Regions from separate parts of the Homo sapiens genome. Here all the other regions are linked to region 5. A link is a loop called in an ENCODE intact Hi-C map of the cell type or tissue named here. Cell type or tissue: PC-9. All regions are shown on one strand. Links, peaks and the distances in the headings refer to the core of each region. The heading gives the core; the rest is flanking DNA. Region 1 overlaps NDUFAF2 (NADH:ubiquinone oxidoreductase complex assembly factor 2). Region 2 overlaps LOC105378993 (a long non-coding RNA gene). Region 3 overlaps LINC03122 (long intergenic non-protein coding RNA 3122). Region 4 overlaps ZSWIM6 (zinc finger SWIM-type containing 6). Region 5 overlaps ZSWIM6 (zinc finger SWIM-type containing 6).

Region 1 (6,109 bases), core at 525-5,524, 360 kb after region 5:
TATGTTTTATTTTTTACCAAAATTAAAATTTTTAATTGTTTTTTAAAGTTCAGTTGTTTTTTCTACTATTTCCCTCCCTGACAATGCAAACTTTCAACAAAATATATTTTATTTCAATATTTCCCTTTATATCCACACCAAGACCTTCATCCAGGTCCCTCTCATTTCATGTCTATATTAATTTTAAAAACCTAACCATATTGTATTCTGATGTCTATTCTTTATTGTTTCTTTAGGAAACTACTCCATTCCATATGATCCTACTTTGTCCATGGGGTTGTGTGGGACTATCACCCTTCTACTTAGAGGTAGGAATGTTAACCAAATTTGACCCATGGTATTCTATCCTTTTAGCCACAGAAACTATTTCAGGGATGGGTACATGACCCCTGCTGGGCCAATGAAGAGTCTTCCTAGAACTTTTGCTGGTGCTTCCAGGAAAAGATACTTTCTCAGCTTCTATGATCATAAGCTATAAAGACCATGTAAGACCTGTGATTGCTGGGCCATCTATTCTACTATGTGGAGAAAATCTATCTATGAATGAAACCAATTCAGAGTCATGTTATGGAGATGGTGCATATCCTGATGACATGGATCATTTGAATCTAGCTCAATTTCTGTTCAGTTATATTTTCTAAAATATTGTATTAATTGGGATTGGCTAAGCTGCAGTAACAAACAGACTCTAAAAAACTACGTAGTTTAAATAATTAGAAGTGTATTTGTTTCTTATGCAACAGTGCTGGGTGAATGTTCAGGTAGGCCATGCAGTTCTTTCCATGCAGTCATTCAAAGATCCAGGCTGATGGCTACTCAGTCATTTTCAACACATGACTTCTAAGGCTTCCCTGAACACTGCCATTTCATTTAGTCAGAAAGAAAAAGAGCACCCAGGAACACATAATGGAGATTTTTATGGCTCATGCCAATGAAGTGACTCACATCTGTTTCATTTACAATGCACTAGAGAAAACTTAGTCACATAGCACACTTAATTTCAAATGGAGCTGCTAAAGGTAGTTTGTGTATCCACGAAGAAGGAAAAAGTGATTTTGGTAGGAAGCTAGTGGTCTCTACCACAAATATGTTCCTGAATAAAGCCAAATCAACAAAAAGGTTGAATAACGAACACTATCATATTCGCCCCAGAAAAACTGGTTTTACTGAATTAAAAACCTGGTGAAATACCATTACCCATAATTCAGTGTTATTATAATACTCCAGAAAAAAACTTATCAAATTAATCAAAGTATGTTATCAAGAATACTTGTTCATTACATTAGTGTCTACTTATAAAAACCATAGAAAAAGTCACATCAGACATTAGTATTAAGGATAATAGAAAATAACAAATATGCCAGTCGCAGTGGTTCACGCCTATAATCCCAGCACTTTGGGAGGCCGAGGCGGGCGGATCACGAGGTCAGGAGATCGAGACCATCCTGGCTAACACGGTGAAACCCCATCTCTACTAAAAATACAAAAAATTAGCCGGGCATGGTGGCGGGCGCCTGTAGTTCCAGCTACTCGGGAGGCTGAGGCAAGAGAATGGCGAGAACCCGGGAGGCGGAGCTTGCAGTAAGCAGAGAACGCACCACTGCACTCCAGCCTGGGCGACAGAGCAAGACTCCGTCTCAAAAGAAAAAAAGAGAAAATAACAAATATAATTTTTCTCTTATAGGACCAGGAAAGATTAACAACACAGACCCAGTGTTATTAAGAGTGTAGGAAAATTAACAAGCTCTCATACTGTTTGGAATATAAATTGAGCAGTATGAGTTGTGCGACCAACTGTTTCCTTTTCTGGACTGACTACCAAGAAGCTTAGGGGTATGACCACAAGTGCTCTAGTGGGGTAATTATATAAGATTTTGTACTTTATTGCTTGATTTTTTTAAAATAAGTAACATATTGTTTTTCGAATGAAAGCAAAATAAAGCTACTTTATTTTTGGAAAAGAAAAAATAGTTATACTTCTCTAAGTAGTTGTTTGATTGACCTCAGAGCCATTGTGAGGTTCTGACTTAAAGGTTTCTCCTTTTTGAGTTGGTTGCTACAAAGGTCAGAATTGCATTTGAGTCCACTCTTAGAAAATGCATAGCTAATCAGAGTTTATATTAGTGCCTCATATCTGGTTCTACTTTTTCCCCACCCTGACTTTACATTCCTCCTTTCACTGCAATTTTATGCCTCTATCTTTGAGTCTTCAATCTTACATCCTTTCTGGAAGAAGGAAGAGAATGATCTTATAATAGTTTTATTGTACCACAATTCTAACACCATCCCTATACAAAACTCAATTCTACAATGCATTTTTTTTAATACAGCAAAAATCCAAACTCTTCACTTTAGTGTTTATACTAATGCCTAGGTCAAACACTGCTATATGTGGGAGAAAAAGAAAGAAGGCTCAAGTTGTTCACACTCTGGTTCAATGACCCTAATATTTTTCCCACTATGACTCATATCTGACAACCTAATGGCCTCACATTCCTGGAGGCATACCAAGATGTATGCTATATACAATTCTCAGCATGATAACAACTTTGTCTCTTTGGCTATTACTGATCTGGGACACACTGGTGGTCTCAGGGGTCAGATGGTTAGGAACACAGATTGACTGCAATAGAGAGCGATAAGTACAAGAAAGAAAATGCTGTGTGCTGTGATACCACACAGGAAAAATAAGGAACCCAGAATTGTGAAGTAAAGAGAAATGGGAAACTTTCTGTGAGAGGTATCTATCAAATAGCAGTTAGGTGGGCAAAAGAGGAGGCTAATGGAGATTAGAAGCATCATTCTAGAAAATTAAAATTAAGAGAACAATTGGATTTTACATGGGAAAGATTATGAGAATATTTTTGGACACTTGAATATATGCTACTCTGTACCATATGTCATCTTTTCTGCGTCACTGGAAAATCAGCTAATCCATATGATAGCATTTTTTAGATAAATGAAGCCAATTCCTTTGAAAAGCAAATATTCTCAGTCTGATTGTTTTAATGAAAAGAATTTAAAAATACTTTAGAGTTCTTTTTTTCCTGCCTTAGTGAACTAAACATCCTTTGTGTACTCACTTTCTCTTTGGATCACATGCTAATTATAAACACAACATAGTCCACTATGTTAAAATAGTGTCCTACTGTGACTTTTTGACTTTTAAATGATTCTTCCACCTTGCAATAATGAAGATATTTCTTATTGTCAATTAGTGTTACTGCTGACTACTGTCTGTCAGCCCTTTTCCAATCTTTTACATGTAGAAAATTAAGGAAATAAATTGGTAATGAAAGGAAAACTGAACTTGCTAAATCCTTCACCTTACCTACTACACCAAGTCAGTAGTTCTAGTCTGAGGACAGCTGTATTCTGTACAAGGTTCAAAGTGCATAAATTTTATGATTTTTTTTTTAAATACCACCTTCAAAGAGATCTTGCTGGATTTTGTTTTGGCCAGTTCCAAGCCATGCTTTCCTGATTTCTCAGGCTGCCATAATCCTTCCTTGAAGAGTATCATTTGCGCAACAATAGAGTAGAAAAGGGTCAGTCAGCACAGTATTCAAATTTAGACTTTGGCCATAATCTGTAAATGAGATTGTACATTTCATCATCATTTCCATCATAATTTTCTCTAGGTTAAAGTTGAATTTAAAATACACTACTCCACCTCACAACCAGTAAGATGGCTACTATCCTTTCTACAAAAACCCCAGAATAACAAAATAACAAGTGTTGTCGAGGTTGTAAAGAAACTGGAACCCTTGTGCACTGTTGGTGGGAATGTAAAATAATGTAGTAAGGCAAACATTATGGCAGTTCCTCAAAAAAAATATATATATAATAGTATTACCACTTTATCCAGCAATTCCATTTCTGGGTATATAACCAAAAGAATTGAAAGCAGAGTCTCGAAAAGATATTTGTATGTCCATGTGCATTGCAGCATTATTCACAATGGCCAAAATTGTGATAATTCTTCAACTTTCGGAGGGCCAAAAGATGGAAACAACCCAAGTGTCCCTCATCAGACTATACATGTCAGACTGTGTGTGTGTGTGTGTGTGTGTGTGTGTGTATAATTTAAATTGCATAATTTGTGTATATATAATTTTCATTGTGTATGTGTGTATTTATATATATGTATATAAATACACACATACACATACAATGAAATATTATTCAGCCTTAAAAAAGGAAAGAAATTCTGACACATGCTATAACATGGATGAACCTGAGGACATTATGCTAAGTGAAATGAGCCAGACACAAAAAAGACAAATACTATGTTTCTACTTACATGAGGTACTTAAAGTAGTTCAATTCATAAACACATAAAGCAGAATGGTGGGGGAGAAGAAGAATGAAGACTTGTTGTTTAACAGATACAGAGTTTTAGCTTTGCAAGATAAAAAGAGTTCTGGAGATTGGTTGAACAATAATGTGAATATATTTAATACCACTGAACTACAGCCTAAGAAATGATTAAGATAGTAAATTTTATGTTATGTGTATTTTACCACAACTAAATAAAAATTCACAAACTACAGATTTTGTAACCCTGTTCTGATAATTCTTCAAATTTCGGAGGGTAAAAATCCGTGTCTTATTCCTTATACGGCTTTTTTGGTCCTTTTTGAGATCCTAAATTATTTGGACTAAAAACTTTTACCTGTGATTTAAAAAGATATTTAATAAAGAAAACTCTTTGTACCAAGTAAGGCTGGGTTAATAAAAAATTACTACATACTCTAGGGACTTATTTATAACAGTTTTAATAAAAGGTTACATCAATATATTGACTCAAATAGTATATAATTACCAGCTGTTATCCACAAGGATATAATTGATCCTTAAAATTGCCAAACTAAAATTCTATATATATAAAAAGAACACAAAACTCTAATATAATATACTGAATTTTGGACATTATTATACATTGATTTTTAAAATATACCTTGGCCCCAACAGATGATGAAGATGCATGTTTACCTTGCATGTTTGTGTCAAAAACAACGAGACATAACCACGCAGCCTGAAAAAGTGCGCCCCATTGTGAATGTGGTTCTACCACCACTCCCCTCTCCAATCACCCATCTTAATCCACTTAGGTCAGAACCATGATGTTTGTATGGTCTCAAAGATGATATTTTCCACTGCCTGACTGCCTTCTAGCAACAAGATGAGTAACATCTAAGTCATAGAGAGGAATGGTGGTTCTTCACTCAAATGTCTTGAAGAAAAAAACCACAAAGGTTACAGGAAGAATTCTTATTTGGATGTTAGGATTAAGATCAACTTTGCTGAGACTGGGAAACAAGGTTATTGGCCCAGGTGTAATGGCTTGAAGAAAGCTGCCTGGGAGATAGCTTCTGACAACACTAACCTCTCAATGCAAATCATTACACACTTCCATTATCCCCAACCTTAGGCAAATTTACTTATTCAACAAGAATCTTAATTTCATAACTCTAATGTCTCATTCTTCACTTCCTATAAAAACAAAAACCATATATGCCTTTGAAATAGTTCCAGGCATCCTACCTGATTAAAGAGTGGCCTCATTTTAAACTCAATCTCCTTTTTAAAGTTTAATGTGAGTAGGCACTAACCCCAGGATAAAAAAATAATTTGCCAACTGAGTTAGTTAGCGAGAAATAATATGAATATTTATCTGTTTTTTCTTGATTTAAAATAGATAAACAAGCAAACATATCTCCTCAGTGAAAGCCATCCAAAGGTAATTTCAAAACTCTCCAAATTGTAAAGGGAAGAAACAGCCAAGGGAATGAATTTTCAAACTCAGTTCCAGTACACATTAGAACTTAAAAAAAGTATTAGATGCTGGGTGTTATTCAGGGACACACTTAAATTTGTGATATGAAAAAGAAATGAATTCATTTGTCAATAAGGCACTTGTGAGAGGGAAATGCGAAAAGAAACAAGTCTATCTTGATTTTTTTCACTTCATGTTTATTAAATTGCTTTGGAAGTAAACTTTCTTTGTTCTTTTATTCCATCTGCCATGAAGTAAGGACTATAAAATCATTGATAAATGGCTAGAAAGGCTTTCCTTTCACTGTAATGACAGTATATACCCTTGCAT
Region 2 (6,109 bases), core at 568-5,567, 100 kb after region 5:
TGGGCTGTGTTTGCATAACTAGATCAAATTATGAAAGGATTTCCATTTTGAATGGTTAACTCTCACCAAATACAAACACACACACACACACACACATGCACACACACACACACACACACACACCACACACGATCAAGCTCCAAGCTGGAGACACCAGCCTTGGGAAACCTTTGCTAGAGAAAAAAGGATTCCCCTACAGTTCATCACAAAGCTGTTCTGGTTTCAATTTCCCCTCTCCTTTTGAAATAAGATCCATTACCCTCAGCCCTCTACCTAGAGTAAAGTAGCTGGGACTTGGAGGAAGTGGCATGGCAGACCACCCAACAACAGGGGCGTCTGATGTGGAAAGGAAAAGTTAAACCAAAAATCTAAAGATGATGTCAAAGAGATGAATCATGCTCCCATTTCTCTCCAGTGAAGATCCGCACGCTGGAGTGTTCAGTTACTCACCCAGCTAGAAGGGGCTGGACTAAGTCACTTTCCAGTCCATACCTCAGCCTTCAGGCAGTGTGCAACAAACCCTTTCAAGAGACTCTTTCGCTTTCAAGTTCTTGAGAAATGTTTCTATTCTCTAAACTCCTCAGGCTGTCTTCTGTCAACATACCTATCTCTTCCTTTTACTCATACACATTTTCTTATCACTATCTGATGTGTTTTGTCCCTTCCACTAAGCTGTGAAGTTCCTGAAGCCAAAGAATGGGTCTTGTTCCACCAGAGGGTGGCCAGCACCTCCATGCTAATACCAGGGACAGGGGAGTTATCCCACATCGCTGAGCTTGCATTACTTGTTTTGTTATCACTCTGGATCAAGATTCTCTCCCTTAGATTGTGAAATTTGAGAGAGCAGGACCTCAGTTAGTGAAAAATGCAAGTGACTCCCTGCCAGAGTCAGCTTCACTAGTGGATCCAGGAAGCAGCCACATCTAGGGTGTGTGATTTGAGGGGTTTTGGAAACACCTTCCACCCTCAACTTCTAAAATTCCACCAACTGTCACTTTTTTCACTTACTGTTTTGAGCCTTTTTCAAATACGAAGTCATACATGTAGTGTGACTTTAAAACCTTTTAATGATCTTCATATAATTTATATAACTTATCATGTTACTGCTTAGAGTAGATAAAGGAAAGATACTGAGTGTGGGAAAAGGAGGAGATATGACCAGAAAGGTGGGAGGGAAGTTTGGATGTCAGTCGGCCCTAATCACACCAAAATCTTTTCAATAATGTGTGATGGTGTTGTTATGAAGCATTTCTCTCTATCCAAAAGCACAGCAGATTCTTTGTGTATTGACTAGAATATGAATAAGATTGGGTGCATTTAAAGAGTGCTCACTGTATGCCAGCGAGTGCTCTAAATGCCTATGAGCAACCCAGTAGACCCTGCAACTCCCTGTTATCCTTCCAATTTTACAGATGAGAAAACAGAGGGATGGGGGATCCAAAAGTCACCAAGGCAAGAAGGTGGCAGACCAAGAAGAAGAGTAAGAATTACTGACACTTTTATTTTTATTCCTTTTTTTTTTTTTTTTTTTTTTTGAGACAAGGTATCACTCTGTTTCCCCAGCTGGAGGGCAGTACTGCCATCATAGCTCACTGCAGCCTTGAACTTCTGGACTCAAGGGATCCTTCCTACTCTGTCTCTTGAGTAGCTGGGATTACAGGAAAGAGCCACCATGCCTGTTTGATATTTTTAAAAAGAAATTTTTGTAGACGCAGGTCTCGCTATGTTGCCCAAGCTGATCTCAGACTCCTGGACTCAAACAATCCTCCCACCTTGGCCTCCCAAATTTCAGGGGTTGGGAGCCTCACTCATTATTATCTTTGAAATAATTAAGCTCACCTTCCCTCATCCCTTTCCCACATTCACCCTCATGATTTTCATCCTTCTCCCCTCTTGCCACTTACCTTAGATAATCCTAATGAATCCTAAATGTGGGAAATAAAGTTTCACCTAAGGAGGCAAAAACGATGTTCTTGGCATACATAAGGTCCTCCTACAAAGAAGAGTTTTCAAGAAATGGCAACCAATATGCTGTCATTGACAACACTTTTTAAAATGTAAATTGTGATTCAATACTTTAAAAGTACCCAGGGATTCCTCTAAATTGCAATACGCCCATTGGGGTGATTCCCCGCCCCCCCCCCCACACACACTATTGACTAAACAGAGATTATAACCATGGCAACCTTTACATCACTTGACACATGAATATGGAGCACAGCCTTCCTGGTGGGGAGGTGTGCTGCTCTGTGTATGTACCCTGTATGCTGTTATAAGACGTGTGTAAACAGACACTCACGTGACTCAGCCAACAACTTCTTTTCCTTAAAGAGGATGGGTTGAGAAAGTTCATCCTGTGGCTCTGACTAGAGAAGATAGAGTCCTTATTAACCTTTAGATTAGAAAAATTAAATATATTTGTTTCCTAGAATCTAGGTGATTGCCCAATAAATAGGAGGAGAACAAGTTAAAGTTAAAAAAAGAAAAGCAGATAAATAGCAGAGCAAGAGGCAGGATGCATCATGCCTCGGTCACTACATGTTTGCAGGGTTTTGTTAAAGACAATGGTATGACGTTGAAACTTGGATTGCCTTGAGTACACCCTCACAGCGCTGCTCGTGGGGCAAGCATGCCTGGGAGATGACCTGGGGCACCACGCCCTGCCTATCTCAGACAAGGAACTCCAGGCAGCAGTGGCGAAGCTAAGCAGCTCCATCCTTAAGGGGCGGAGGCCGGCTCATATTTGCCTATTAGGGCCGTGGGACGCCGAGGTTCTGCTGGGTCCCTCCTGGAAATAGATCCTTCCCAGCCAGCACCCGAAGTCAGCAGCAGAGGGCAAAGCACCTGGGCTTTATTTAGCTCCAAGCTCCACGATCCTCCTGGTGAGTTTGAGCCTAAGGGGTTTTTACATGTAGTGTGACTTAAAACCTTTTAGCAATCTTCATATAATTTATATAAAAGAAATAGCTCTTTAGCCAGTGTGGTGGCTCATGCCTGTAATTCCACCTACTGGAGAGGCTGAGGCAGGAGGATTGCTTGAGCCCAGGAGTTGGAGACCAACTTGGGCAACATAGTGAGACCCTTGTCTCTAAAAAAAAATGTTTTTTAAGTAGCCGAGTGTGATGGTGTGTGCTTAGTGTCCCAGCCACTTGGGAGGCTGAAGCGGAAGGATCCTTTGAGCCCAGGAGTTCAAAGCTTCAGGGAGCTATGATCGAACCAACTGCACTCCTGCCTGGGTGACAGAGTGAGATCCTGTCTCTGAAAAGAAAGAAAGAAAAGAAAAGAAATAGCTCTTTGAAGCAAACCTCTTAAACCTTTAAAAATTGTCTTTGTAACTTGGGGGCTTGTTTGAGTCCAGGAGTTTGAGATCAGCTTGGGCAGCATAGCAAGACCTGTGTCTACAAAAATTTCTTTTTTAAAAAATCAAACGGATAAGGTGGCTCTTTCCTGTAATCCCAGCTACTCGGGAGACAGAGTAGGAAGGATCCCTTGAGCCCAGGAGTGCCAGGATGCAGTGAGCTATGATGGCACCACTGCCCTCCAGCCTGGGCAACAGAGTGATACCTCATCTCAAAAATTATCTTTGTAACTTGGGTTGACTAATCTCTATTATGAACTATGCAGGGAATTCACCAAATTTATCCTTTCCTTTAATTTTTATCACGAGGCTATGTTTTATGTTCTTGTACAAAGATAGTGTAGATTCAACTTACTGACATTTTTGGAGGCTTGGAACTACCAATAAAGCACTGATAATTATTGTGCTTTACTCTTGAGCTTGTAAAATGCAAGTAGTATGTTTTTAACTTTGAATGAAAACTTTCACTTTCGTGAGGACCTTGGCTTGCAGCTATATCGAGTGCTACAAAAAAATGCTGATAGCTCCTTAGGCTGGACATCCTCTACTTTTTCTCAGCCACGAGTTTTAGACATGCAGTAAGGATTCTTCCTTAAAAAAAAAAGAAAAGATTCTATCTACAGTTAACAAAAGTTAGAGGGGTTCTTTTTAATTCTGGAAGGAAAAGGAACTTTTTTTTGGAGAATATCTCAACCCACGCATAGTAATAAGCACATTATATAATACTTTCAGATACTAACCTTCATTTTCTCTTTCTTAAAGAACTGGTGGTAACCCTTCACTGATGGAGAGAGGGAAATGTAATTGTTCACACTTACTCTGGAGAACTTTTGAACATTTCATGAGGTCTTATTATTAGCTCTGCAATGACATGTCAGCTTCTGTCTTCAGGATGTTTAATTAGAGATTCATTTCTTTTTGAAAGTGCTGTGTTTAGGCACTGAGTCCTATTCAACTTTTTCCCAGGGAAGGCTTTACATCCCTCTGAAATAGCTATTACTGAGTGATGCTGCAGCTCTTGGTGTCTCTAACCTGGGCACTCTGTTTGCAGCCATATGCCCTTACTACTGAAGACCACAGTTCTCTCTCAGCACTGTGGCAAAGGCAGAGGCATTTAAAAAGCCCTACCTAATGGGAATATTTTCTTCCTGCTTGGAGTTTGAGTGTAAATGGTTCCTTCACGGGATGAATTATGAATGAGATCATTAACTAGCCCTTGTCTGTTACCCAAGGTATTGCTGTTTGAAAACTTCATGTTCAATATCACCCTGAGTGCACGAAACCCAGGCCTTGAGGAAATGCTGACATATTAAAGGCAGTATAGATGAAGTGGGTGGGCCATCAGGTCATTTAGCCTCAAGCTCAAGGAGGCCCTAGACTGTGGCTGCCATTCTGCAGCAAATTTGTTTAGGAAAACAGAGTGCATCTCATCCTAACATAGATCCTAAATTAAATCCATCAAACTGTCAACTCTCACTATACCGGCAGGAGAAAGGCCAGATACAGTAGTAAGGGGCATCGGAATCTGTAAGCTTCTTTCTTTGTCCTTTCTGAGGCTCTTAGACAGTCCACATACCTGTTGATGCAGTAATACTTTGCCAATTCTTACAACTGTCACTAGTTAGATTTTGTTATACCTGCTGTCATCAGTCAACAAACCTCTCTTGTTGGTAAGGTATGTCAAAGGCCATGACAATACCAGAGATGAATATGAAGTGTTCCAACAGCAAAAAGAAGTATCTGTCACCCACATTGCTGACCTGTTGGTAAGAAAAGGCATATGAAGATGTAGCGCTGGCTGGAAAGAGGGGCGCCACCAGATGATAGACAGCTGATCCCTAGCAGAGGTCTGCGTTACCTGCAGGGGTGAGCTGAGCCCTGGCTCTTGGGAGAACTGCTCTCTGCACTTGCAATCAGAGGCAGGGCACACAGAAGGGGCCCTGGGAGGCTGGGAGTATGCTCAGGCAAACGTGAAACTCAAGCCTGAAAGCTAAGCCCCAAATCCAAATATGCTGTTACGCAAAGCGTTCGCAGATTGGCTGGCGTTTGATTCTCGTATGAGGTTACTTGTTGGCTTGTGCTGAGTAATTCTCTGGCATGCCTGTGGCTTGTCAGTGGCATTCCTTCCTGAGTCACCACTGGACCCACAGCCTGGCTCAGGGAGCAAGGTCCAGCACTGTCCAAGAGCCTTTCTTTTCAGATGAATCCTAAAGCCCACTGTCCAGATTTGCAGATGTCACCACGCTTGCTTTTCCATCTTCAGAGATGAGCTGGTAGGCATTTGCAGTGAGGAAGGACTTGAGGAAACATTTTGGGGGTTGCACCTAACTGTTGAAGTGATGAATATTTGTCTGTCATCAGCTGGATGAGAAGAGTTAAAATCCCTGCCAGAACTTTGGAGGCCTAGGGAGATGGCATCTCTCACAGGAGCAGCATTAGGCCAATTACAATGCTCAGCATTTCCCCCAACACCCTAGGTTCAGAGTTCTTTGCAATCAGTTTGTTTCCTTTAGCTGAGTTTCTTAAACACACATCACCCCTTGTGGAGCTCTCTGGGCCTCCACCCAAAAGCTAAAGGATACAAAGAGGCAGAAGAAAAGACTGAGCAGCAGACTCTACCCAAGAGGGAAACCAAGCCAAACATTTCAGCGTTTCATTATTCTCCAAAAGCCTGTCAATACTACAAAGGGGAAACTGGGAACAGCCAAAATGTGCAGCATAAAAGGTTGGCCACATAGATGATGGGAAAAC
Region 3 (6,109 bases), core at 604-5,603, 250 kb before region 5:
CTCCAGGGCCTAGCACTTCAGCCCCATTTTTTACAATAGCCCCCTTCCTAAACCAACAGCCTATGAACCTGCTTCGTAGTGCACAGCCAGCAATGAAGCAAGAAAAGAATCGAGCACATAGCCCCAATATGTTCATAAATCGCATACATTTTACTACTGGGCTGACATTTTCTTCATTTTAAAACATATCACGAAAATGGAAAGGCACAAATGACATGATTTTAGAAGGCCAATATAATAAGCATTTCAGTATTTTCTGCCCATTCCCATTGGAGCATTTTGTACAGCCCCTGAGGGTGTGTGTACTCCAGTTTAGGGACCACAGCCCTAAACCCTATCACTCTCTTCTCCTTCTGTCACATCCACCCTACAAAGCCATCCCTGAGCCAGTCTAGTCATGAGTGTCCTGTTCTCTGCCAGGTGTCTAAGTGGTGTTAGAAGACACACTCAGTCCCAGTAACCTCTGGATATACTCTTTCAGCTCAGGGCAATGTCACTGAGAGCCTTCAAGGGGCAACAGTGAAGCTAGTTTGCAAGAAAACGTCTTTCATCTTCATCTATTGCCAGCACCCAGCACAGTGCCTGGCACTTGCCTGTGACCATGAATGCATTGATCTGTGCACACATGTGGCATCCACATCGCTCTGCCTACGTGGTTACCAAGGCATGAAGAGAACAATAGAGAGAGCCCTGACAGGTCAGGACATCCCAGCTGGGGCGCCTTTAGTTCTGAAGCTGTGTGAGGGTACCTTACCCTCACAGCACCTCTGTCTGCCCATAATGGCCCAAGCAATAGACTGGCCCTCAGAATGTGCCTGAGGCAGTTTAATTAAGGCCATTTTGGCACTTGACTATTCCAGAAGGTTGTATGGAGGTGGGAAATAGGGCTCTTTCAATCTTCTCTTCAATGCTGGCAGCAACCCTGGCTCAGGGCACAGCTGTACCCCCATTTCCTTCAGATGTCCCCTCACAGAAGGATGCCGCTGTCAGAGCAAAGGGGTGAGCAGGAGAGTGACAGAGCTTAAAGAGCAGCCTCCAGTGGACACAATGTAGACTGGATTTGAGCAGGGCCTCCAGGGTAAGCACAACGAGAGGTGCTGGAAGAGCCAAGGATATGTGTTTGACCTACCTTCCTCTCTGGCCATGGAGGGCATCTCTTTCTCTCTGTCTCTCTCTGTCTCTCTCTGTCTCTCTCTCTCTCTCTCTCTCTCTCTCTCTCTCTCTCACACACACACACACACACACACACACAGAGAGAGAGAGAGAGAGAAGACAGCTATGGCACTTTCTCAGGAGGTAAACATGATTTAGGCAAAATTCCCTCACTTCCTACAGTTCTTTTATCTTCTCTTTCTCCCTTCCTCGTCCAGTGTTTCTTAATGACTGGTCATGGACTGACCCCTGAATCAAAGTCACTAAAGCCCTGTTATCAGTGCAGATTCCTGGTGTCATCTCAGACTAAGAGAATTAGCAAGTCTGAAACTGGAGCAAGGGACTCTGCATTTAAACAAAGTTTTGCCCATTAAAGTTTGAGCACCACTGAAAAACTCTCTCTTCTTCTCCTGTGTTCTTCCCAACTATGCATCCCTAATCTGTGGCCTGCATCCATCTAGCCACCATTCCCCTCTGCCCCTCCACTCCTGAGGCCATCATGATGAAGCCAGTGGGAACTCCAGTGGAAGGACCCAGACAGGAATAAGATCACCTGGGCCTTCACCTTCCTTCACCGACCGAGAGCTCTTCTCTTCCTGCGCTTTTATTTTAATCTAGGACATCCCCTCACTTGGCTCCTAGAGGCCCTGTTTCATTTAATTTGGCCTCCTTGCCCAAGCAGAATCCTGGGCAAGCCTGGGAACCTAATACCCTGAATTCAAATGAAGTTGCCTGGAGGAAACTGAATGAATCAGGTAGCTAAGATTTGGCCTAACGTTGATCTATTTTTGGCCAAAGCCAACCTCCACTAATAGGTCTCTACTAATAGACTTGCAAAGATGGAGCTCTGAATCAATGCTAAACAAGAGTTATAAATCATGAAGACGTTTGCTGTCTTTTTACCTCCCAGGGATGGGAGTGAATGGGAGAGGACTCTGACCATGAAGCGCTCTAATCTAAACTCGGAGAAAATTCTCCCAGCCATTCTTCTGCTCACAGAATTTCCGCGGCACCAGTCTCCCTGCAGCTTTGACAAGTGAGCTATTTTAGTATGAGAACAAGTAGAGTTATTGTTATCTCTGCTCTGAATCAAGGATAAAAAGAAAAGGTGAGCGGGAGAAGGAGGGTGTGAGAGAGAAGAACTGGGGGTGAGGTGCGGAAAAGCAGAAAGGACTTCAGATACCGAAAGAAAAGGAGCCAGGTGCTCTTCCCGGCAAGGAAGTCACCAGCCGGCCGGTTTGTGGATTGAAATCAGCACGTGACCCCTCAGCAACCATAGTAACAGTCCCTCCCTCTGGTCTCACAGGGCTCTGGAGGGGTGAAGACAGCACGATACATGCCAAGGTGCCTTGTCAGTGGTGAAGTGTTGTCTACACAGGGTGGCAGCTCCCTGTTTGACCAGGGAGCTACTGCGCCTTTCCCACAACCCCACCCAAAGACTCAGGACGGCCCAGGCCAGAAGGAAATTTAGACAGTAGACCCTCCGTCAGCAGATACCTTTCCCTGCTCTTCCTACCGGGTCACCTAGACCCTTAACAAGGGTGCTATTTTAGCAAGAAACTGAAAATAAAAAGAGAATCTGCCCTCCGAACATGCTGAACACTTATTTTAGCACACAGCCCCATGGAGGGTCAGCGCTCCACGCATGTTTTAAAGCGTTTGTGCCTATTTATTTTGAGACCGGCAGGGCCTGAGTGAGCCACAGCTTCCTGGATTCTGCTTTGTCAGCAAGGAAGATTTGCTGCCATAGATATGCTGAGCTCCCTCTGGGGCCCCCCTTCTCCTGGAATCTGACTGAGATGAGAAGTTTATCCCAGCACTTAAATGAAGAGACTTCCTCCAGCTCCCACTTCTGCCTCACCCCTCCGCCTACCACTGACAAACAGGCCTGGCTGCAAGGTGTGCGTGTCACCAGGACCTGGCCACCAGAGGGCGACAGAGAGCAATGAGGGTCGAACAGTTTCCCAGAAGGAGCCAAATCCCCTGACACATCTGCTCCCTCCTCCAGCCCAAAAACTGCCAGACTTGCTAGCATTTGCCAGTCCACCGAAACAAACATCTCACCTTCATCGTACAGTTCCTTGGTAAACTCTTATTTTCTTCTTTATCAAGTTTGGATGGAAAACAAAACAATTAATTTTAAGAGCAGCACACAAGAACCTAAACATTATTTATGTCTCTAATTATCTTGTTCTGGTGGGTATTTTAGTCCCTGTCTGGTCAGCACATTAATTATCTTCATAACTACAGCAAAAGTTAAATAATAAGCACCCAAGGCTACAGCACTACTGTAATGTGCAAGCTTAAATGAACTTATAAATTTTATTAATGGATGCTTTATACAACTCCTTATATTATAAATCAAACAAGAAACCTATTTCTGTCTTTTAAGGGTATGGTGAAAAAGCTTTAACATTATTGAGGATAATTTTTATTAAGTTTAAAACTCCCTTTTTCCAGTAATGAGACTGTTATGAGGATAATTTAATCTAGTTTGTCATGAGGCACCCCGGCTTGTTAAATAAGTTAATAAATGACTGTGCATTAATCAAAGTGACAAAGCTATGAAGAGCTGGGGATGGGAGACAATTCTGGTGATAGTATTAATTAGTATTTAATTAGAAACTTAGGGCCCATAAATAAAAAAAAAATCATGGTAGAGACATTTATGCAAATTGCTCAGAGCCTGCAGTGGAGTTAGCTTTGCTTTAAAGAAACATGATTTTTTTTTCTAACATACTGTACACGGCAGCACTGTGGCCACATCACGTGGCTTAAACGAGCTCTTCTTTTGTTTCCAATTTGTTCCAATTACAGGCCTGTAAATTCAAATCATTCTTTTGACTGTCTTGATTGAAATGTAGAGTTTCCACAATTTCTACTGGGAGTTCTGTTTTTTTCTTCTTTTAATAAAAAAGGAGAAGTGTTTTAAAGACATAAAGAAGAGCTTTAGATTCTTTTTCTGCTCTTTTAATTAAGATGTGTGCCACCATTTTCTAAGAACAATTGTGGATTCCATTTGGTACACAAACAATGCCTCCTTTTTCAATCCTGGTGAGCTGTAACTAGGTTTTGTTATGTGATATAATATTGAAGACTGCATAGATTCAACTGCCATCATTTTTATGATAATCATAGCACTTTTAGCTTTTCTCTCAATAATGTACTTGGATAAATGGGCAATTTTTGATGGCCCAAAAAGATAATAACCGTTTGGTTCTGAACGTCACTGCTTTCCTAAGGTACATGTTCCCCCTTTTCAGACTTTATTATTTGTTGCATTTATTCAAGAAAGGTTATCCACAGTAAAACTGCTTTTTCTATTCAACAGTCTATCTCTGTCATGGTTCATTTATGTGTGAGCATGACGGACTGAAGCCCGTATTATCCACAGCTGACAAGTGTCAGGCCGACAGTTCAATCAGCCCTTCCTCGAGATGATGCCCAGGGCCCCGTGTTTGAAGTAGGACAATAAAGCAGGCAACACAATCCGGGCAAACTGATCCGATCCCTGTATGTAAAGGGGATTCTGCTTAATAACACAGTGTGGTTTTTTTCCCTCTCCAAACACATTAGTCCTTAAACAGTGAGTTGGCCCTTAAGAAAATCTGTGACTGACATGAAAATGCTGAAGTTTTAAGGTGGTTGGTTTATCCGTAACCTCATGGGGCTGCTTCTTTGTGCAGACTAGTTTTGTCAAAGTCAGAAAAATAATGTATTCAGTGTCTGATCATTTTTAGGGAGTTATTCGAATGGGATTTTAAGTCAGACATCCTGATGTTGACACAGGGATCATTTTCTTGTCCTTTTGTTTTACATTTGTGGAACAGATCATTTGCATTGGCTAATAAAATTAAATCTCTGAAATGCATACAAAAGTGAGTTCCCTTCAGCAACAATCCTCAATTCCCTCCACCAGCCGAGTAAGCAGAGTTGCTGGGTGTGTTTCTTTATATTGGGTCTCTCTAGAACACAGGCTATAATGCAAACATATCTTCAAAATTAGTGCTCCTTCGGCCTGGGTAACACTTAGACTCAAATGTATATTAAAGTATTTCACTACAGATCCTGACAATCAACAGCAGAGCCAAAGTCGATAAAATGCTAATAACCTGCTGCGGTCTGTTCCTTGGAGGACTGGGGTACTGCTGTTGTGCTCTCTTCCAGCCTTCAAACCATTGCAGGCGACAACGGGCAAGGGAAGGCGGCTCACCCCTTTAGAAGGGGCCAGAGCACTACATGCCTTTCATAAGGAGGAAGCCAAAGACCCTCTTAAAGCATCATAAAACCTTCAAGCCAGAAGGCACAATGCAAAACATCAAACCCAACCTCTTCCATACTTGATGAATGAGGCTCAGAGACATTTTTGTGACTTCCAACGTCAGAGAGCTTGTAAGTAGCAGTGGAAGGAAAAGGTTAACAACAACAACAAAAGAATCCTCTGAATTTTGCTTCTCTTTATATGACTTTACTAGGCTGGGCAAGTTAGTGCAGAAGGGACTGATGAAAAGCAGAATCCAGAAGTCAGAACGTGAGGAATGATGCCGGCAACTACCAAACATGACTTCTGTCAATTTCCTTCTTGCACAATGCTGGAAGTCCTAAGTAACGTATTTTCTGTGAATGTTGGTTTTTCTCCGTCTACCCTGCTCTGTCCGAATCTACCCATTTACTGCATTCTCTCCCCCACTTTGACCCCACAGACCACATCACCCAAACACCCTTGGCTGCTGGCTTCCAACTGTATTAGAGACGAGGGGAGGCACTAATGGCCAGTCAAGTGGGAAGAGAGAAGCTACACTGTGTCCTTGTCCCCTGCTTGGACTCCCCATCTCAGAAGAAGACTGTGTCCCTCCAGCACTCCTGCTTCCACCGAGAGGCTCTTCCTCCAGGGCTCCAACTATCATGGGCCCCAGTCCCTCAGTTTCCTCCCCTTGGCCCTTCATCCTTGGGGATA
Region 4 (6,109 bases), core at 731-5,730, 130 kb before region 5:
AAGTATGTATAACTGAAGGTTAGGGGTAAGGGGTCAGGGAGAAGGAAGCCCTTGTGGACTGCTAGAAGGAGCCTTGGAGAAGTCAACATAAAAGAGTGAATATGTTCACATGTCTGTAACTGACAAGTTAAATCCTACCATGAGGCACCTAGGAAAGCTTCTGTTCCAGAGTTTACCTACCGACTTCAGTAGCACACGTTACCAGCCACCTCACCATCTCCCGCCGTCGCCAATTTAAGGTTGACAGTGTCATTCGCATAACCTATAAAAACAGGGTAACAAAATGTTTTAGAAAATTATCCTGAGTCAATGAAAAAAAAGGGGGGGGATAAACTATAAGGCATATAAGGCATACCTACTGTCTACCACCAGGAAGATGAAAGCATAATTTAGAGCAAAGCTCTACATATGAATTTGGATTTGTCCATGGCTACCCCAGGTGGCCTTGCCACAGCCACATTCTCCTCCTGGCAAGAGGCCCATATTCTCCTCCTGGTGGGCCCACTGACTAGATGTGGTATCTGAACCAGTTACTCTATCTTTTCTCATCTGCAAAATCAGAGGGCTGGACTGGAGCATTAAACACAGCCCATGCCCTTTTTCCCTCCCCAGATTTAACATTCCATAGTTCAATTTCTGAGGCTCCTGTGAATTCATTCTAACCAGGAACTCTCAGTGGGGAAAGAGGTATTTTAAAATAATCATTTTAGTTATTCCTTCAATCTCTGATTGCTCTTTTCTGGTGACCATGAAGGTAACTCCAGGTTTATGGGGGAAAAAATCATCCTTGATATCATTAGTGATCTGATTTTGTTTTTCACTTTCTAACAAGAAGTCCCTAAATAAACATATCTCCCTCTTCATAATTCCCCCATTCTTTAAAGATTCAAAATATCCAGGGACGGTCAGGTGCGGTGGCTCATGCCTGTAATCCTGGCAATTTGGGAGGCTGAGGCGGAATGGATCACGAGGTCAGGAGTTTGAGACCAGCCTGGCCAATATGGTGAAACCCCGTCTCTATTAAAAACATAAAAATTAGCCAGGTGTGGTGGCGTGCGCCTGTAGTCCCAGCTACTCAGGGGGCTGAAGTAGAAGAATTGCTTGAACCCAGGAGGCAGAGGTTGCAGTGAGCTGAGATTGTACCCCTGCACTCCAGCCTGGGTGACAGAGTGAGACTCCATCTGAAAAAACAAAACAACAACAACAACAAAAAAAAAAAAAAAAAAAAACCCACAAAATATCCAGGGACATCATATCCCCAGAGGCCCTGTGGGATTCCTTTTTAGGTTCTAGAAATACTCACAAAGGGCCTGTGAGATTCCTTCTTAGGTTCTAGAAAGAATGAGTCAAGGAATAAGCTCTCGTGCATATCCTATTTACCATGAATTCCAAATAACAAGAGAGCTCATGTTAATGGTTCTTTCTGCATCACATCTTTAAGATGAGGCAAATGGTGACAAAAATTAGCCAAATAACAAGAATTAAAAAAAAACAAAAAACTTCTGAACCATCACTATATAGCTTAAAAGCAATCTTCTATACCCTTTGCTTGTACAGTATTCTATGTTACCATGGTAGGTACATTTTCCTGTGATCCTATTATTTAAACATTATTAGTCACTGTAAGGGAGAATCCACAACTAAAACACCAGATTAATTATCCAATCAGGGGATTATACTCCCCATTCTTTAGGTAACTGGGGTATAACAATTTTGTTCACTGCTTTTTAATGGGAAGAAAGCAAATGTTAATAGAGATTCCATGAGAAAAATGAAACAAACTTTTTAGTTCTTGGTTTATCCAGTGATCTGTTCAGAAACTATAAGGAAGCAAACATCTATCTGCATGACGAACTCAAAATGTCCTTGGTATTCTGTTCTGCTGAAATCTAAAACTGGACTCTGGCCCGATCACTCCTCCTTTACCTATTTTTCTCAGAGTTATTAAAAGGAGCTAGAACTGCCCATCTATTATGAAAATGCAAACATCAATAAAAATTTATACTTCCTCTAAAAATTTAACCCTAACAACTGAATCTTCATTATACATGCTAGCTTTATTTAAGTCTCTTATTAGCAATAATTCTTCTCCCTTCATTCAAAGGAGAAACAGTGTCGTTAAGGCTGCAATTCAGAAAATGATTTTTTTTAATTGAAAGACACAAATTAGGCTGCTAAATGTACAGTCCATGCACCTTACATAGCAGTCTGGTTCAGCTGGGAATGACCACGTCTCTGAAATACAGTTCTCTCCTGAAGTCTAACAGATTTGTACTCCAAAGAGTCATTTACCTGCACTCAAAAATCCAATCAAACAAAAACAACCCTAAGAGGTGCCTTTATTTAGCAGTCTTTGATGTCCCAGGAAAGACTACCAGTCATGTACCTGCAGGCCCAGCTCCAGAGACACTTTCAAAAGAGTGATGTCTGGCAAACTGTCCATGAGAGTTGCTATTTTAAATGCATCTTGGGCAAGCTTGAAGATGTGTGATGAGGAGTGAATGTTTTTCTGGATGGATTCTAATACTGTTTCCAGCCTCCGAACATCGCCTGCAATGAACAAGGGAAAACCAAACCAAACCAAATCAAAGCAAAGCAAGACAAACAAATAAACAAAAATCATACAACCATACACACACACAGAGGGGGAAAAAAGAAACAAAACAAAACATAAAGCACAAGTTAATTTACCTAACATGTTCACAGATGGCACAGGTGTTACAACTAGGGCTCCCATAATTACTGCAATGTCTGTGAATCTCGGCTTCACAAAAAAAGATACACTGAGACACACCCTCAATGACTCAAAGCACATATGAACCAGGACCAACATGAGACAGCAACAGCTCTCCTAGTTCCTACTTATGTATTTTTGGTGAATATTTCAGGAAGAAAAAAATGTAACCCAACTTGTAAATCTGCTTCTGAATTTCAACCATTTATATTTTCTTAGCATGGTAACTAACCTGAACTCTGCTGGCAGCAAGTTAATGATGCAGGTAAATGAGGAAAATGCCACCTGTTTTGCCTTAAAAGCTAACATCTAAAGAAAAAGATCCCTTCAACCTATCTGACATTAACACCACTGCTGAGAATTTGATAGAAAACAAGACTTAAAAAAAATAAACAGGCAAACGAATGAAACAATTATGAGGCCTCAGGACAGTACAGTACCTTTGGCTGCAGTTAGCATGGTGGATGCCAGCTCACACTGCTGGGACTCAATGTGGCTTAGAGTGAACCAGCGAGGGTAGCGGTTGGGAACAACTGATGCAATGTGGTGTGGGCGGGTGAGGTCTCCTGATGGAGCAGTAGATTCCAATACTAGTAACCTATAATGAGAAGACAAGGAAGGTGGCCCCTAGTTATTTCTTGACCATGTCCTTGGCCAGAAAGACTGGCCAACAGAAGCCAGAGGAGTGGGTAGATGTTCAGGCCTCTACTCAAGTTCAGCAAGGGCTGGTACAGCTATACTCTGCTGTGTGGGTGCAAAATACCTAGATTTTTTGGACTACTAATTGTTTGCTAATAATAACTGTTCATCACCCAAACCTTGTTAGTTGTTCATCACCCAAACCTAAGAGATTTTCTTTCTTTAGCACCATTCAGAAAATTACAATATTCAAATAAATTAAGATACGCAAACACCGAAGAACTTTTAAACACAGGTCTTGATGTTTACCTACAAATTTTGAATTCTATGACTCAAAAAATAAATCAACAGAAACTGATAGTGAAATGGATATTTAAGACTGAGATCACAGTCAGGAAGCAGTGAGTACTTAAGATGAATAAGCTTAACCTATTTAAACATAAAACAAGAAGGGAAGTAAGACAAAAATTACCTCTTTTCCATCCATTCATACTTTCTGAACAATTAGTTTCTTATGACTCCAGGAATTTGACATTAGACTATGTTCTACCAACCATATTACAGAAGATAAATGTGACCTAAGTGTCTGTCCCTTGACAGTTTTGCATAAATTCAGAGTGATTTCTGATTTTTTATTAAGAATATACTGTCATGGCGAAACCCTGTTTCTACAAAATATAAATCAGTTGGGTGTGGTGGCATGTGCCTGTAATCCCAGCTACTTGGAAGGCTGAGATGGGAGGATCAGCTGAGCCTGGGAGCCATGATTACACCACACCGCACTCCAGCCAGGGCAACAGAGCAAAACCCTGTCTCAAAACAAATAAAAAAAGAATATGCTGATGAAAAAATTTCTAAAAGCAAAGCAAATATTTAGTAATCTCTTCTAAAAGTACCAAAAAGCTTAGTAGAGTACCTAAAGCTGAAATAATTTATTTACAACCATCAAAATGCCGGCCTTCAGTCAAGTACACCAGTGTTAAGAACTATGAAATAAGATAAGAGCTGGAGACCAAGAAGAGTCAGCTGGGTCTGGGAGTGATGCTGGCCTCAAGGCCCCACCCAAGAGCAATTATTGCCTGGTAAGCCAAATGGCTCATTCTCTTCTCCTTTTATTTAGGAACAAAAAGATGTCAGCAGTAGAGAAGGTGGCAAGGTAGGCAGTTAAGTAGTAAGAATAATGGCAGGGTTGCTATTTAGCTTTTTTTTTTTTAACTCAGAATATCCTCGTATTCACAGGCAGGTCTTGCCAGACTTACTGTAGAAGAAACTAATCAACATCCCTGGGAAGATGAGAAAATGAGTGCTGAAGATGACCTTCCTTAGCCTTCCTCTTCCAGAAGGACTAAGAAGCATGCGAGCTACATCTCTCTTTTCCTTCCTGTTCCCTGGGCTGCCTTGCAATACCTGGTGGGGCACATACCTGCCTTCCATGGCAGACCTTTGGCAGGATAGTAGTGGCAGATAGAAGAGAGAAAGTGGAAAAAAAATTCCCCTGTACCCTGCTAGTATTCCCCATTAAGAAACTGCCTTGGCAGCAACCAAGGACAAATATAAATGAGTTTGTGAGTGTTAGAAAAGCAAGCCTTTCTGCCTGGCACATACCATTACATAAGCCAGAACCACACAGAAACTTTATGCTATTTTACCCTTAAACTTTGCCAGTGGTAGTAGCAACAGCATCTGGTGGCACCATAACATTAACATCTTCCCTTTAAAACAAGATTAGAATTCCTAAGATTTGAGTAAGTATAGAGTTGAGCATATGTCTTCATAAGACAGCTTCCATTTCAGCTTCCAAAAATAAAAATAGGAACCCACTTATTTTAAAATCGTGCTCTAAAACATAAACCAAGTGGTATAATGTAATTTGGTGGGGGACTTTTGCTGATGTTTGTTATTGACTTATTTTCTGGTATTTTAAAAATAGAAAAAAGAATACTTAAGAAGATTCTCCAGCAGGTTAGTAAGATTCCATATTGCCAAGGAAAGCATGTCAAATTACAGGATGTCAGCCTTAAAACACACTGACACATAGGTATACACACAGACACATACACACATCCTTATCACTGCATAAAAAAGAGGTGTCCTTATACACATAAGCTACACTCAATACTTTCAGAACAGGGTAACTTTGGGGACACTGGTAATTTATAGGCAAGGATTTGTTTTAGAATCTACTTCTCTGATTACAGACATAGAATCTTTGATGAAAAGCTTCTTGAGATCAAACTGTTAATCAGCACACACAAGCTTTTAGGTCTACAACATGGCTTGTCCTTAGGTGATCTGTACTTTCCATTAGAAGCACAGGAGTGTTTTATTAATTTTTTTAAAGGAAAAAGAAAATGCTGATGTTTTAAGAAAGATGGATGTACCTTTTAGGTCCTTAAAATTTAAAGGTTATTTGTAAGATTAAAATATAATCTTGAACTCATTAAAATATTCACCTTGAACAAATCTGTGATAAAAATAATTATTATGTGAAATAACTTTTAAAAGAAGGTAGAAATAAAAAGGTGGGTGGTAGAGAACAACATATTCTAACTGTTATTGCTGAAAAGGAGAGACCGATGAGGAGATGGAAGCAGTCAGAAGAGAGGCAGGCAGAGCCTGAAGGACCCCGAATAGCGACTCCTTCACTGCTAAATGCACGTCCCACCTTCTCTCAGCCTCCAGTGAATACAGATGTGCCTTGGCAATACAGGGAGTTGCTTTCCTGCACTACTGATG
Region 5 (6,109 bases), core at 538-5,537:
ATGTTGAAATCCTCACCTCCAAGGTGATGTGCCGCCTTTACAAGGTTAAGTAGGTCACGGATGTAGAGCCCTCATGAATGGGATTAGGGCCCTTAAAAAGAGGCCCAAGAGAGACCTTTCATCCTTTCCTTCTACCACATGAAGACACAGCAAGAAGGTGCCATCCAGGAACCAGGAAAAGGGGCCTCATCAGACACCCAATCTGATGGCACCTTGATCTTGGACTTCTTAGCCTCCAGAACTGGGACAAATAAATTTGTATGGTTTATAAGCTACTGGTTAAAGGTATTTTTGTTATAGGAGCCTGAGTGGATTAACACATTGAAGACAATATATTTCAAAACATGTGTTAACTAGACAAAAGTAATTTTAAAGTGTTCTTATTAAAGACAAGGTTGAAATTTCCTGAAACATTTTAGAGTATTCAGGAAGCAAAACTATATTCTAGCTTTGTCCAAAAGCTTCCAATTAGGGGGTTGTTTCTTCACTAATATCAAGACTTCAGGGAAGCAATTTTTACTGTATTCCCATCCTTTGTAACTCAAAATGTGCTCACCTTAGTTGTCATTAAAGTTTAAAAAACAATTGAGTCACACTTAAGTCCAAATACAGACTCATCCAACAAGACACAAACATTCACTCCATATTTTGAGAGGACTGTATTTTAGAAGAACTGATAACTAATTTGGCAAAAACAAAGAAAGGAAACCTCATTCTAAATACACACTCAAATCACTCAAGGCTCCACTCCTAGAGCACAGGACCTCCCAGCGACTTTGCTGCAGTGCTTCAGACAAGCAGAGAGATGGAGAGACCAGTCAGCATCCACACCAGGTTGCCATTTCTTCTGCTGCCCTTTCCAAGCATGCCAAACCATAGTGTATTATTAACCAGAATATTCTTACGTCTTCATAAAAGCGTTTTTTGCCTTGAGTCCTGTTATAGGAAAACTAATAAAAAGCATTTTCCCCTGGAGAAACTAAGACACGATGAGATTAAAAGTGGACAAAGTCGTATAACTGGTGACTTAGCAAACTAAGCACACTTCATACCTCATTCTTAATTCAATGTTCAATCTGTCAAATATTCCTGTTGGCTATTCTATGTATTAAATGAAATGACCTTAATATTTGAGTTCAATGTAACAGTAGTTTACAACTCTGTACTCTTAAAATTATTCTGCATGAAGTGTACTATCAACAAAAAGGTATCTAAGTGAAAAACACCAGTCTTTAGAATCTAGTCAGATGGTTTAAAAAGGAAATAAATCGCCGGGCACGGTGGCTCATGCCTGTAATCCCAGCACTCTGGGAGGCCAAGGTGGGTGGATCACGAGGTCAGGAGATCGAGACCATCCTGGCCAACATGGTGAAACCCCATCTCTACTAAAAATACAAAAATTAGCCAGGCATGGTGGCACGTGCCTGTAATCCCAGCTACTCGGGAGGCTGAGGCAGGAGAATCGCCTGAACCAGGGAGTCAGAGGTTGCAGTGAGCCGAGATCGCACCACTGCACTCCAGCCTGGCAACAGAGTGAGACTCCGTCTGAAAAAAAAAAAAAAAAAAAGGAAATACATCCATTATTACAATACTATTCACAAACTCAGAACACTTAAATTCTGTGCAATTGTCAATGTGGGGCTGAGCACTAGAGTACCGGGGTAATTTAGGGCTACACATGTTGCCTTTTGCCAAGGCTGGTCCTGAGTTTTCGTAGTTTTGTATCTTCCTGGTCTATATGCTGACTTCACCTTAGTTGGGCTGCTATACATAGGTGAAATCACAGTGATTGTGCCTAAGGAAACCATGAAGATCATACGGAAGCTTCTCAACATGAAGGACAAATAAGTCCAAGGCTTCCTCTCATGAAAGGCTAAAACTCCCTTTATCAAAAGTCACAACAGTGCCACTTTTACAAATCTGGGGTCCCTGAAAGAGTTACTCAAATCAATTAAATTAACTATCAGATAACTTCAGTAGCTACTCAAAATAGTCTTCCTTTACTGGCCTGATCAAGTAACAATGTTTTCCATGGAGCTTAATGGCTCCTTTTAGATCCTTGTCTATGAACTGGTATTGCACTCCATGCTTACCCACCCGCAGCTCTCACCATCCCACATATCCCTCTCCACAAAAAGCTAATAAATTTGCATTCCTGACTCTGACTCATACAACTAAGAAACCGAAGACTAACAAAACTCTTAGGTATGACTAAGCAAAATGATCTAATTAATAAATAGTCAAGAAATACAAATGTTTTTAAAAGTAAAATTAACCATCAAGAAAACAGGGTATGGTGGAGAAGGGGGAACTATAGCTCTAAACACCATCCTTGTAAGTTGCTACCAAGAACCCACATTTTTCTTTAAAGGCTGAAAATCAGCAGTAATAACCCAAAACTATCTTGCGCAAAGGTGGTCTTAATAGAGATATAATTAATCTTGCCAATTTTCCACATAATTTCTCTCCTTTTTTGATCTTTTGCTTTACAAAATCATGCTTGAAAACTTTTACAATTTCTTTCTGGTAGCAATTCTGAAATGAAAATGGACTGCAGGTAAGTAAATTTGAGAACCTCCTTAAACAGCAAAAATCACCTCCCTAGCCCCTCCACTGGTAAAAATCACCAAAGTTTTTACTGTGGCCCCCTCGTTCTCAGAAACAAAAACAAAAACAAAATGGCCTTTGAAGTTGGACAATTTGGTATGTGTTACATTTAATTTTGTGCTTATACTTAATACCTAAAGTGAAGCAATACAGAGGCCTGGATTTCAAAAACGGGAAAAAAAAAAAAAAAAAAAAAAACCTTTCCCCTCATTACAAAGAAAATCTATAATCATAATTTAGAAGTCATCAAGGAAACGCAAATCTTGTGCCACCCCGCCTCTGCGCGGTCGGGTCAGTCACACACACGCCGCCCCGCCCCCGCGCCATCAGTCACACGCAGGCCTCGCCCCATCCTGACTCCCAACCCCGCCCCTCGCGCTGTCAGTCTCTGACTCTGGCCTGCGGCTGAACCGGCGGCGCTGACGTCAGCTGGCGACCGCGGCCGCATTCCTAAACAGTTCAGACAAACCCACTGGTGGGAAGCTTCGAAAGCCCTCAGCTGTAGTGAGGAAAGCAAAGGTTTGGCTGGCAGCCAGACTCCTGAGCTCAGCATTTTGTAATGCACTTCCTTTTTATTTAACAGCTTGCATAATGCCCTTAACCCTTCCTTTACCTGCATCACACCTTTAACCCCTTCTTTTCCTGGTCGAACTTCGAAGCAAACTTCAGAACTTGGTCTCCCATAGGGTTTTAATATATTCCTCACCAATTTACAACTGACTGATTTTTAATACTGCTGAAGAGGCAATTTAATTAAATGCACTTGCTCCCCCTAAACTGCTGTTTCCCCCTTAAAGCAATGTTAATTTTCAAGCAAAGAAATTAAAACATTTTATTAAAACAACGTATTTTAAAGCTTTTTTAGACCCCCTCCTTCATAATTTATCTTCTTGAAATTATTGTCAAGAGACAATAGCTTCAAATGGTCCAAAACAAAAGGGTACACAGTGACAAAATCTCCCTCCAACTTCGTCCCTCAGTTGCCCTGTTCTCATCCCATGATAAATTGTTACTTCTCTTGTATTCACCCAGAAGTATTTTAGTGATACATAAGGAAATACACATATATTCTATTTTCTCCTTTTTAAAATGGTAAACTCTATACATAATGTTCTCTACTTTGCTTCCTTATTCTTTTTTAGAATTGCATGGAATTCCACAATTTAGCAGTCCCCTATATATGAGCATTTAGGTAATTTCCCATCTTTTTGCTATTACAAATAATGCTGGTGTGAAAATCTTGTATGACTGTCTTTCAAGAATAAATTCCTAGATGGGAAATTGCTACATCAAAACAAACACATGCATTTGTAATTCTGAGAGGTAACAGCAAACTGTCCTCCACTGAGACTGTACCTTTACCCTCCCACCAGCAGTGCAGGAGGATGCCTATTTCCCTCATGCAAATCAGGCTGTCCCAGAATTCAGATAAGAGGCTCTCTCTCAAGCTTATTTTATTTTTAGAAAACAGATCTGTGAAAAATTGTATCTTAGTGTAGTCTTAATTTACATTTTTCATATTATGAACGAAGTTGGGCATCTTTTTATATATTTTAGAAGCCATTTGTATTTCTCTGTGAACTGTTAAATCATCACCTTTGCCCATTTTTCTATTTGTTCATCATTTTCTTACTGCTTTGTAGGAGCTTATGTTTTTCGAAAAGCAGTGTTTTGTGTATGACACTTTGAAAGATCTTTTTTATATATTTTAAGAAAATTAGCTCTTTGTGACATGATTTGTGAAAATTTTTTCCAGTTTGGTAAATTTATCTGTTTCATGGTTTCTGCCATAGAGAAATTTAGGGATTTTTATGTAGCTGAATTGTTACCAATCTATTCTTTCATGGTTCTTGGTTACTATTATCACAGACTGTCATTCCCCATGCAGTTTGTAGAATAATTTTCCAGTGATTTCTTCAAATATTTTTATGTTTTCAGTTTTACCTTTCAATATTTAGAGTCTGTACTTTTTTTCCTAGATATATATCCACTAGTCCCAACACAAATTGAATAACCTATCTTTTCTCACTGATTGGAAATGCTACCTTTATCATATTCAATAATTTTTCTTATGTAAAAGTGGGGCTCAGAGGAATTTTAGGCTGCACTTACACCAGTGTTAATTTTAAAATCTGGTATAAAGTAAGATATGTTTTCCATGGACAACATGGTCCAGTTTCAATAACTAAATTTCAGATTTGGGGAACTGTGTTTGTTATTTTTAAATGAAACTAAATCCTTTTTAAGATTTCTGAGAGGCCGGGTGCAATGGCTCACGCCTGTAATCCCAGCACTTTGGGAGGCTGAGGTGGGTGGATCACCTGAAGTCAGGAGTTCGAGACCAGCCTGGCCAACATGGCAAAACACCGTCTCTACTAAAAATACAAAAATTAGGCAGGCATGGTGGCAGGCACCTGTAATCCCAGCTACTCAGGAGGCTGAGGCAGGAGAATCGCTTGAACCCGGGAGGCAGAGGCTGCAGAGAGCCGAGATCATGTCACTGCACTCCAGCCTGGGTGACAGAGCAAGACTCTGTCTCAAAATAAATAAATAAATAAATAAATAAATAAATAAATAAAAGATTTCTGAGATAAATTATAGTATCATATGCCACCTTTAAAGACTTAGGCTTTTTGAAAGTAAATACCTACTCGGAAATATTACTTCTGACTAATTATGACAGATTTTAGTCTTCAGAGACTTCATAAAATTACCAGAAAGATGTAAAATGTTGAAAACATTGTTAAAACAAAATTTTGATACTGACTGTAGACAACTTTGCCTTTTAATATATTCTTTAAGGAAAAATGAGTGAGGAATGAGGATGATCTAGTCCTTTCAACTAATTTTTACCTTTCTTTCAATATCTGTTAGGGATTACTACACCAGGTCCCTATAAAATTTCTAGGCTTCACATTTATGTAAACCATCATACTGATAAACAAGTAATATACTATTAATATATTAAGTATACAAATGTTTTCAGCTTTAGTAGATGTTAAAAGACAGTGATATGCAATAATGATCAGTTGCTGAAAAGAGCAGAACCACAGTTTTGAACAGGACCTCATAAGGTTAGGCAGGTGGTTCCCCAAAGAGATAGCAAAATGACACAGACCTGCAGACATAAAGTTCAAAGTACCTGTGTGTTAATGGAGAAGGCCAAGACTGGAGGGAAGAGAAATTCTGCCAAAGCAGGGAGAAGCCTCCAACCCTGAGATGCAGAAGACCCTAATGCAGCTCAGGCTGTCTACTGAATGACAAGGTTATCATTTATTTCACAGTAGTCCCAAGCTCCAGACCTCACAGGACCACAGACTATACATAAAGAAAAAGTCTTTAAAGGTATTTTCTTTGTGTGATACATATACATATTTTAAGATTCTGAAATATAATTCAAATAAAAGACTTTAATCTTCCAAATAAAGATGTGGTGCTACAATTATTTTTATGGAGTTACTCTTTTAAACTCTGAGCCCCTTTCCATATAGAAACTATGACA

What was found. Peaks named below come from ENCODE experiments on the same cell type or tissue, not always from the same donor. Only the 100,000 strongest peaks of a DNase experiment are listed, where the experiment ranks them.
Region 1: a loop joins it to region 5, with 8 times the contacts of the local background. A loop is called at or near these places in 5 of 110 quality-filtered maps.
Region 2: it touches region 5 in a loop (8-fold over the local background); 2 of 110 quality-filtered maps call a loop at or near these places.
Region 3: a loop joins it to region 5, with 4 times the contacts of the local background. A loop is called at or near these places in 12 of 110 quality-filtered maps.
Region 4: a loop joins it to region 5, with 2.6 times the contacts of the local background. A loop is called at or near these places in 2 of 110 quality-filtered maps.

Annotation. Positions count from the first base shown.
Region 1 is chr5:61,047,859-61,053,967 of GRCh38, reverse strand. The region is part of intron 1 of NDUFAF2 (NADH:ubiquinone oxidoreductase complex assembly factor 2); the gene reads right to left. Among named protein-coding and RNA genes, the nearest start is that of NDUFAF2, 110 kb to the right of the region's middle. In PC-9, for the core only: no CTCF peak of the experiment used is centred there; DNase peaks (open chromatin) are centred at 927, 2,487 and 5,247; H3K27ac peaks cover 2,172 bases.
Region 2 is chr5:61,301,287-61,307,395 of GRCh38, reverse strand. LOC105378993 (a long non-coding RNA gene) reads left to right here. Exons shown (of 3, transcript XR_948365.2): 3 at 1,413-1,480. Among named protein-coding and RNA genes, the nearest start is that of ZSWIM6, 28 kb to the left of the region's middle. In PC-9, for the core only: no CTCF peak of the experiment used is centred there; DNase peaks (open chromatin) are centred at 2,235, 2,625, 5,005, 5,405 and 1 weaker place; H3K4me3 peaks cover 1,670 bases; H3K27ac peaks cover 3,845 bases.
Region 3 is chr5:61,655,684-61,661,792 of GRCh38, reverse strand. The region is part of intron 1 of LINC03122 (long intergenic non-protein coding RNA 3122); the gene reads right to left. Among named protein-coding and RNA genes, the nearest start is that of LINC03122, 21 kb to the right of the region's middle. In PC-9, for the core only: CTCF peaks have their summits at 2,883 and 3,085 (motif pointing right); no DNase peak of the experiment used is centred there.
Region 4 is chr5:61,536,037-61,542,145 of GRCh38, reverse strand. ZSWIM6 (zinc finger SWIM-type containing 6) reads right to left here. Exons shown (of 14, transcript NM_020928.2): 11 at 3,175-3,332; 12 at 2,387-2,550; 13 at 181-262. Among named protein-coding and RNA genes, the nearest start is that of LINC03122, 99 kb to the left of the region's middle. In PC-9, for the core only: no CTCF peak of the experiment used is centred there; a DNase peak (open chromatin) is centred at 2,835; H3K27ac peaks cover 984 bases.
Region 5 is chr5:61,405,768-61,411,876 of GRCh38, reverse strand. The region is part of intron 1 of ZSWIM6 (zinc finger SWIM-type containing 6); the gene reads right to left. Among named protein-coding and RNA genes, the nearest start is that of ZSWIM6, 77 kb to the right of the region's middle. RefSeq lists a silencer at 2,851-3,241 and an enhancer at 2,667-3,866. In PC-9, for the core only: no CTCF peak of the experiment used is centred there; DNase peaks (open chromatin) are centred at 2,126 and 3,016; H3K4me3 peaks cover 1,213 bases; H3K27ac peaks cover 2,448 bases.